Linked DNA regions of Homo sapiens: region 2 is linked to region 1. Evidence: chromatin contacts called from ENCODE Hi-C data. All regions are on one chromosome and are shown on one strand. The core of a region is the stretch at or near the end of the contact, and the rest is flanking DNA. Distances in the headings are between cores, read along the strand shown.

Evidence for each region. Hi-C counts contacts between places; a loop is a spot of excess contacts on that map. Pooled maps may share reads with other maps.
Region 2: a loop to region 1 is called in a pooled map, with 5 times the contacts of the local background. The contact joins the promoter of PHF13 here to the promoter of TPRG1L in region 1. A Hi-C loop is called at or near these places in 4 of 50 pooled maps.

The regions. Positions count from the first base shown.
Region 1 is chr1:3,621,699-3,626,556 of GRCh38, forward strand. It overlaps TPRG1L (tumor protein p63 regulated 1 like), which reads left to right and starts at 3,317. Exons shown (of 5, transcript NM_182752.4): 1 at 3,317-3,575; 2 at 3,726-3,817; 3 at 4,015-4,191. The coding sequence starts at 3,375. It also overlaps a transcript of MEGF6 not described here. RefSeq lists enhancers at 2,591-2,710, 3,691-4,353 and a silencer at 3,161-3,390.
Region 2 is chr1:6,612,397-6,616,760 of GRCh38, forward strand. PHF13 (PHD finger protein 13) reads left to right here and starts at 1,335. Exons shown (of 4, transcript NM_153812.3): 1 at 1,335-1,709; 2 at 4,361-4,364. The coding sequence starts at 1,671. It overlaps LOC107984913 (a long non-coding RNA gene), which reads right to left and starts at 991. Exons shown (of 2, transcript XR_001737882.3): 1 at 296-991. RefSeq lists silencers at 784-833, 884-1,663, 1,834-1,923, 2,064-2,523.

The sequences.
Region 1 (4,858 bases), core at 2,067-4,566:
GGTAGATCTACCAGCAGCTTGCACCCTGCACCTGGAAAAGCCGTAGGCACTCAGGGGCAGAGCTTCCCAAGGCCTTGGAAGCCCACCCCTTGCATCAGTGTGGCCCTGGATGTGAGACATGCAGTCAAAGGAGATTATTTTGGAGCTGTAAGATATAATGACTAACCCACTAGATTTTGGACTTGCATGGGGCTTTTAGCCCCTTTGTTTTGGCCAAATTCTCCCTTTTGGAATGGGACCATTTACCGAGTGCCAGTACCTCCATTATACCTTGGAAGTAACTAACTTGTTTTTGATTTTACAGGTTCATAGGCAGAAGGGACTTTGTCTCAGATGAGACTTTGGACTGTGGACTTTTGAGTTAATGCTGAAATAAGACTTTGGGGGACTGTTGGGAGGGCATGATTGGTTTTGAAATGTAAAAAGGACATGAGATTTAGGAGGGGCCGGGGTAGAATGATATGGTTTAGCTGTGTCCCCACCCAAATCTCATCTCGAATTGTAATCCCCACATGTCGAGGGAGGGACCTGGTGGGAGGTGATTGGAGCATGGGGGCGATTTCCCCCGTGCTGTTCTTGTCATAGTTCTCACAAGATCTGATGGTTTAAGTGTGGCACATCCCACTACCCCCGCCGCCATGTAAGACGTGCCTTGCTTCCCCTTTGCCTTCCGCCATGATTGTAAGTTTCCTAAGGTCTCCCCAGTCATGTGTAACTGTGAGTCAATGAAACCTCTTTTCTTTATAAATTACCCAGCTTCAGGTAAGTTCTTCATATTAATAGCAGTGGGAAAACAAACAAACACAGTGACCTTATTTGATCAAACATGATGATGATCGACTAAAGATGAGGTCACTAGGGTGGTCCCTAATCCAACAGGGATGTTGCAGAAGAGACCCACCTGGAGAAGGTCGTGTGAAGATGGAGGCAGGGATGGGAGCAGTGCATGAGCAAGCCCAGGACACCAAGCAGGCCTGGCAGAGCAAGACATGCGTCAACCCTCAGGGCTGCAGAGGGAGCATGGCCCTGCACACTCCTTGATTTTGCACTTCTGGCCTCCAGGGCTATGAGGAAACACGTTTCTGTTGTTTTTAAAACAGTTGTTGTTTTTAAAACCAGTTTGTGATGCATTGTGACAGAAGCCCCAGGAAACTCATCCATACTGAGTGAAATTTGTTTATTGTCTAAAATACAGTCCCTCCATCATCTATCCCTCCTATCATTTCTGGAATTTATAGACATCCAAGTCACTCCCCATATCCACAGAAGGCTCAGGCACCTGGTTCAGAATCCTCATTGTCCTGCCAGCTCCCACCAGCAGTCTGCAGCCTCGGCCCCAGCCAGTGTCACTTCATCCCATTCCCTGGACATCTGGTTCCAGGACCACAGCTCCATCCTTGGCGTGGTCCAGAACTTGCTCCTACCTCTCTCCCCCATTCTCCCTCTTTCTCCCCCCCATTCTCTCTCCCTCTCTTTCTCATTCTCCCTTCTCCTCCCTCTTTCTCCCTCCCTCTCTCTGGAATCTCTGGTTCCAGTTGCCCATCACTGACTACAGCTTGCAGCTGTCCAGGTATTTCTCATCTACATCCACTCAGCTCCCTCCCGGCCTCTGTTCTTCCTCCCTCAGGGGTATTCTCCCACTCACCAGCACCTGTTGGATCCGCGGCCATTTCTAACCGGACTGGATACTTGGACCTCAAGGTCCCCGCTGGTAAGATAGCTGGGAGACACTCGTCTGTAGGTCCCTCTGGCAGGTCTTGCTGGGCGTGCCAAGAACACATTGCCCTGACCACTCTTTTCTGGGCCATTTCTCACGCCTGTGCTTGCAGTGGGCACCCTTGCCGGGGAGACAGCCTCCCTGTGGGACAAAGACCACATTGGTCCACAGGATCCAGGGTCCTGTTTTGTAGTGCACCCGCTGTGGTGCAACATGCGTCTGGGCACACCAGCGTCGCCCGTTTCCTGTTGTAGTCTTTCCTCTCTGACTCCAGGGGTATTGGGTCTTTCTGCCAGCGCCCATGCAACTTTGGCAGCCTGGCCTGTCTGCTGGCAAGTGGGGCAGAATCCCTGCACTCCACCATTCTTGGGCAACACTCCCTCTAGGATTTTGGCCTCCCTTTTCTCTCTGGTCTTTGACCACCGCTACCCAGCAAACTCCTCCATCTAGACCAGCCAGCATTGGTTTCTTCCACTCCCCCAGCTGCCGCGTGGGAGGCGCCACTGCAAACTTCCCTGGGGTCTCCCAGCTGCTCAGAGATCCCCATGCCCTTCCCTGATCAGCTCCCTGCCCGGTTCTCATCCCGGCGATTCTAAACCGTCCATCTTTACAAATACTCCGCTCCATCCCCACTCCCTGACTGAAGTAAACAGATGTATCCTGAACTCCTCATTCTCCCCCCATCTCACTCTCCTCGCCTGTGTGCACCTCGCCTCGTGTGTCTTCCTCACCTCCGAGCAGAGGGATCTGTCCTCCTGCCCGAAGGTAACCCTGACCCCTGGACTCTGCGCCTCCTTCCCGCAGCCTCCACCAGATTGCGGGTCCGTTCACCGCCCCCCTCCACACGCGCTGGGGGCACCTCCGGGAGCTGGGGCTAGCGCAGGGCACACACATGTTCCACCTCGAACTGCGAGCGCTGACCGGGATCTCTGGGCAGCCCTCTCTGTGTGCACTGGCTTGCTGAAGGCTCGCGACAGCCTGGGCCCGGGCGCGCATTCCAGCACTTTCTACCCTCCGGCTTCAGAGTGCATTGCTCTGTGGATCCGTCACGAATAAGCCGTGTGTGAAGAACGCCAGGTCCCGGCAGAAGATCGCTGCCCGGCGTGCGAACTCCCCCACGGTGCACCAGGGCCGCCGCCCTGCATCCTCCAACCTCAGCTCCCCGGCACCGCGACCCTCCGTGCAGTGCGAGCCCCCGATGGGCGCGCGCCCCCACCTGCGCTCCAGAAGGCCGAAGGGGGCATCCCACTTGCAGGGCGGGTCACCCGCTTTCCCCGCGGGCCAAGGGGCTCCAAGATTCCCAGCCCCTCCTTCCCAGCCGCTCCGCGACACCCTGGCAACCGGCTTCGGCCCCGCCCCTTCTCGTTGTGTAAACAGGAAGTGAGCCTGCGCGTGACGGTCGCTTCCGGCCCGGCGAGGGGCGGGAGCGATTGTGAACGGCGGCGGGGCAGAGCCAATCGCGGAAAACGGCAGGAGGAGAGCCAATCCCGAGGGTCGGCGGACGCGGGAAGGGGCGGAGCCAGAGGCGGGGCCGGCAAGGCGGAGCCAATCGCGGCGGTCCGCGGGGCGGGGCCGGGGGCGCGGCCGGGTGGTGGCGGTGGCTGCGGCGACGGCGGTCGCGTCGGCGTCAGGGTCGGGGTCGGTAAGGGGTGCGGCAATGCTGCAACTGCGGGACTCGGTGGACTCGGCCGGTACGAGCCCCACGGCGGTGCTGGCGGCCGGCGAGGAGGTGGGGGCAGGCGGCGGCCCGGGCGGGGGGCGGCCGGGGGCGGGGACGCCGCTGCGCCAGACACTCTGGCCTCTCAGCATCCACGACCCCACGCGCCGCGCCCGCGTCAAGGAGTACTTCGTGTTCCGGGTGAGGCAGGGGCCAGGGCCGGGGCGGGGGCCGAGGGCGCGGGGCGGGATGGGGGCGGGTGGGGTCGGAGGCGGGCGCCGGGCGGTCCCGCAGGGAGCGAGCTGTGACCTGTGATCTTTGCCCCCGTCCCCCACCCCGCAACCCGCCCAGCCCGGCAGCATCGAGCAGGCAGTGGAGGAGATCCGCGTGGTGGTGCGGCCCGTGGAGGACGGCGAGATCCAGGGAGTGTGGCTGCTTACCGAGTAAGCCGGGGCTGCGCTCTCCTTGGTGGGGGGACTCGCCCCGAGCCGCCGCGCAGCACCTTGCGAGGACTTCCCGGGGTGCTCGTGCCACGCTCAGGCGCCCCGTGCCGCCCCTGCTGCCCTTCCAGGCGGGCTGGCCTTGGCTAAGTCGAGACAGCCGCGTCCAGTGTGGACTGAGGCCCCTCCTCTGCCTACAGGGTGGATCACTGGAACAATGAGAAGGAGCGGCTGGTGCTGGTCACGGAGCAGTCCCTGCTTATCTGTAAATACGACTTCATCAGTCTCCAGTGCCAGCAGGTGGTGCGGATAGCGCTCAACGCAGTAGACACCATTTCCTACGGAGAATTCCAGTTTCCCCCTAAATCGCTCAACAAGTAAGCCTGTTCAGAGTCCAGTATCACTGGACCTAAGCACCAGAGTGGACCTTACAATTCAGCCCTTTTAAATCAGCCCCCCAAGCGGTGTGTCTTCTCTGTCATTAATTATAAGCACAAAGGCTCCAGCTCCAAATATCAATGGGAAGTTCCTTAAAAAGAAGCGACTTCTGGGCAATTGAGTGCATTAAAAGGAATTCTGGCACAGAAGGCAGCTATTAGGCTGGTAGTAAAAAGACTTACATGAGTTCAGGATGCATTGAAGTAGAGCCCAGCGTGTTAAAAAGGAACTTGGATGTTCTTCAGGAAAAGTCCAAACTCTGCATTTTTCTCCAGCCAGGGACAGATTGCATATGACACATCAAGTCTTGCTCTGGCTAATTTTTTAAAGAGAAATGGAGGGTCCCGTTGTAATTTATAGATACCACTAAAAGACAAATTTGGAAATATTTAATGACCAGCTTTCAGGAGTTGATCTTTTTGCTGTAGGATAATTTTCTGACGTGAGGAACCTAAACATTACTACAGTCAGTTAAGCTGTAGAACTTGGGTTTTTGATGGAGAGATTTGGATGGGGGATTCAGGAAGCTAAAATAAAAATTTTACCTTTTGGTTAAAACATTTAATATGACATAAGGAAAAGGAAGATTACACTTCCTTTTCACTC
Region 2 (4,364 bases), core at 85-2,584, 3.0 Mb after region 1:
CGCCTCGGCCTCCCAAAGTGCTGGGAATACAGGCGCGAGCCACCGCGCCCGGCCGCTCAGAGAAGTATTTCTAAGATTAACACCATCTCCTAACTATTAAATATCTTCATCAGAATGATCATAACCCTTGAAATAGCAACAGCCAGCTTGATGGAGCATTCGGCGCCTGTCAAATATCTTACTAGTATCTCCAAGAGTTCGTTTTCTAATTTGAATTTTCAATTTTGTGTCACTCCCCTTTAACTTCTTCGAAGCTACCAAACAGGTTACTGAATCATCTGCGTTTTGTACTTACCTTTTTCCCCCACTTTCGAATATTAAAAATGTTCCCGTCAGACCGCCTTTTGGTCACCGCATAGGGGCAGTCCCCACCGTGTCCGGCCAGCCTTCCACACGTACAGCTGTCGGATACTCTGCGGTCCAGCGTTTACACACTGCCCATCCCAGTTAAACACCACTAAACAAGTACCAGTCGATGCCAGCGCCAAACACCGCGTCTCCGCCTCGCCCTGCGGGCCGGAGGATATTCAGGAGAGTGGGAAAACGGCCGGTCCCAAGGTTAGGCTTAGGCGGCAACAGAAAGCAAACTGAACGCACACCTCTTTAGAACACTGACAACGCTGGCCCGGTGTTTTTAATGCACGAACCCGGCCACCTCGAGTGAATCCCGCAGATGCCTAGAGAAGAGCCCGGTCCAGTCCCGGCCCCGCGGGCCCGGAGCAGGGAGCCGCACGAAGCCCGCAGCCGCGAAAACAACTTCGCTGAGCCCGGCCTGGAGCGGGGGCCGGGCGGCGACTCCGCCCTCAGCGGGGAGCGGGGAGCGGGGAGCGATGCCCGGGGCGGCCGCGACGTCAGCGTCCCCGCCCCTGCCGCCCCTACTCCCGGCCAGGCCTCGGGGACCCCCGCCCCACAAAGGGGCGCGAACCCCAAGTAGGAGACGAGGAAGGGTAGGTGCCAGCCGCCGCCGCCCTTCGCAACCCGGGCCGTCAGCCCCGCCCCCACCGCCGCAGCGACTCCCGCCCCCGCGCCCGCCGAGACCAAGGCGCTACCGCTCACACTGCCCCTCCCCCCGCGGCCGAGCCGGCGCGGGCCCCCGCACCTCCCCCGCTCGCGCGGCCTCGAGTCCAGAAGACCCGCCTCCACACACCGGGGCCGCCGCCGCGGAGCCTCATGGGGGTTGGAGTCCCCAAGGTTTCCTTTGTGCGCAGTATTGGCGGGGCCTTGGACTACCACTCCCACAAGGCACCGCGCCCGCCTCCCGCGCCACGCCCCCTCGCCGCTGGCTTCCAGTCGCCACCCAGACTACATTTCCCGACAGGCCTCCCGGCTCTCCCGCCCTCCCTCCCGAGACACGAGCCGAACTGGGCGTCAGGTCGGGGAGCCGGTCGGGTTCCCGCTCACCGCCGCCGCCGCCGCCCCCTGCAGCCACTCTCCCGCCTCTACCGCCGCGGGAGCTGCATCGTCCACTCCGGTCGGCGGTGGAACCGCCAGTCCGGGGTCACAGAGCTTGAGAAGCGACGCGCTGAGCCCCCCATCACCTCCAGCCCGGGCGACCCCTCCCGGGTCCGCCCTCGCCCTGCGCAGCCGCCCGAGCCCCCAGCCCCGGGCGGCCCCGCTCCAGCATCCCAGCTCCTGCACTCTCGCAGCCGCCGCCGCCCCCCGCCCGGAACATGGACTCTGACTCTTGCGCCGCCGCCTTCCACCCGGAGGTGAGTGAAGCTGTGCGTCCGAATCGCCCCCGACCACCCCCTCCGCGATCCTGCCGTCCTCAGGCAGCCAGACCCCCGGTCGCCCGGAGCGCCGCCCTCCCCTTCCCCCGCTTTCCCCTCGTCGGCCCCCCCGGGAGCCCAACCCCCGCCCCCTGCTCGGGCCCGCGCTCGGTCCTCTCCGCCGGGCCTCGCCTCCGCGTCCCCTCCGCGGACCTCCGCGTCCTCCCCGCGCCCTTTCCCCAGGGCCGTTGCGCCTATTTCTCTCCCCCGGGCCGCCCCTCTCCGGCCTCGCGTCGACCTGGGACCTGTCGGCGCCCCCAGCCCCTCCCCGCCGGCCTGCTTACTCTTTCCCCGCCCCCGGGGACGCGGTCCGAGCCGCCGCCCGCCCCTGGCTCCGGTTGCTCTCGAGGAGTTTTAGGCCCCCCTCGGACCGGGGTCGGCTCCCGAGGCCCCCGGCTGCTCCCCCGATCCCCCGGGCCCGGTGGCCCGCGCCCCGCCCCCTGACTCCGCGCGGGGCCCAGTCGGCCCCCGCCCCCTACGGCTCTCGGGGGCCGCGTCCTCCGGGGGCCCCACCCGCTCTGGGGACCCGAGTCCTGCCCCCACCCACCGCCCCCCGGCGCGCTGGCCTCTCTCTTCGGGCCCCCGCCCCCCGCCCGCGGGCTTTGCTGGCTCCGCCCCGGCTCACTCCCCCTCCTTCCGGGGATCGGCCCTCGGGGCTCCCGGCCTCCCCCCCGCGCGGTCCCCTCCCCCCAGCCGAGGCTCGTTGGGGTCGGGGGTGCGGGTCCGGCGACCGCGGGCGGGTGGGGGAGGGGAGGCGGCGCCGGAGCCCGCCGGTCTCGCTGCCGCCCCCGGGGGTTCGCAGGGCCTCCCCAGGCCTGGGACCCCGGAATCCTGCCTGGCGCACCCCCCTCACACATACTCGCGGGATGGGCCCCGCACCTTCGGGGGCCGAGTGTCGCGGGGGGCGGCTGCCGCGGGAGGGCGGGTGGGGGCCGCTCCGCCATCTGCTTTCCGAGGAGGCGGCCGGGGGGGCGGGCGGCGTGGGCCGTGTGGGGGCGGCGTGGAACCCCCAGTCCCCGCGCCGGTGCCTCCCGCGCGCCCCCGGCCCGAGGCCGTCGCCGCCCTCCACTTGGCATTCGGGTTTTTGACCCACTTCTGCTGGTTCCCCGCCGAAAGAAAAGTTCTTCGCGGGAGTTGGAGGCCCGGGTGGCGGCCCGCGGTTCCCGTGGCTGGGCAGGCTCGCCAGTGCGGGGAGCGCGGTCAACGCGGGCCTTCGCCTCCGCTCCGTGGGCGGCCCTGGGGTCCAAGGGGGTGGGAGAGGAGAAGGTTTGCTTGAACCAGGTTGAGAAAATAATTTTCTAAGGGCACCGACTTTCTCGAAAGAAAACCCGCGGGCCGCACGCCTGCTCCTCGCGGCGGGAGGGGCGGCCCGAGACCCCTGCCCCCCATTTCCCCACCGGCTCTCCCCCAGCAGAGTGGCGGCCGGGTAACAGCACCTCGGGAAGGATGGGGGTGGGTCGGACAAGGCACTGAAAGGAACCTCAGGGAACGTGCCGGGCGAATAAACAGCAATACGGCACACTTGTTTTGCTTAGGAGCAAATAAGAGCTCCATCTCTCCGTGCTTCTCTCAGGAGAAAATATCTTTTTGTGATGGGTGTTTCTAGATGGAATGGGGCTGGGACCCGCGAGCAAAAACCTCCACTATTCCGTTTAAATGTAAGACTAAGCTTCGCAGTAAGGTTCTTGGTTTATTGTGAGTTGAGATAGTTGGGTGCCTGGCATCCCGACTGGCTGGGACAGTGGAGGGGACCCTCTGAGCACGAGAGAGGGGTCCTCAGGTGGCGCTAGCTTGGCAGGGTCAGCCAGGAGTGAACTCCAGGGTCCAGGTCTCCGAGAGCTCTGGAGAATGAGTGGTTGATTTTTTTTTTTTTTTTTTTTTGAGTTGGAATCTTAGCTCTGTCTACCGGGCTGGAGTGCAGTGGCGCGATCTTGGCTCACTGTAACCTCCGCCTCCGGGTTCACGCGATTCTCCTGCCTCAGCCTCCTGAGTAGTTGGGACTACAGGTGCACGCCACCACGCCCGGCTAATTTTTGTATTTTTAGTAGAGACGGGGTTTCACCATGTTGGTCAGGCTGGTCTCGAACTCCTGACCTCGTGATCCGCCCGCCTCGGCCTCCCAAAGTGCTGGGATTACAGACGAGAGCCACCGCGCCCGGCGAGTGGTTGATTTTTGAAATCACTTAACATACATCAGTTCCAGCTGCTGCTGCAGCAGTTCATACTCAGAATGGAAAATCTGTAGCAAAAAAGTAGTTATTAGAGCTTCGCCTGATAGGCCTGTGGAAACTAATAGATAAAGTCAGAAAATGCCACATGAGCACTAAGAAATAGACTTTTGTAGAAGTTTTTATCTCCCAGCTGATTTCCCAGCATTCTTGGCATAAAGTCTTAATACTCCTCTTTCTGCTCTCTGAAAATAGTGTTATTTCTTGACCTGAACTTACCGTATCTTGTTTGTGGACTGTGTAAATCTAACGGTATTTTTTGAGTGATTGACTACAAAAGTTCCAGCTTACTTCCTTTTGTTTCTGTGATTCCGCCTGGAAGCCTCTCCTTCAAACACATTCCCTTTTCTCTCCCCTTAATAGGAAT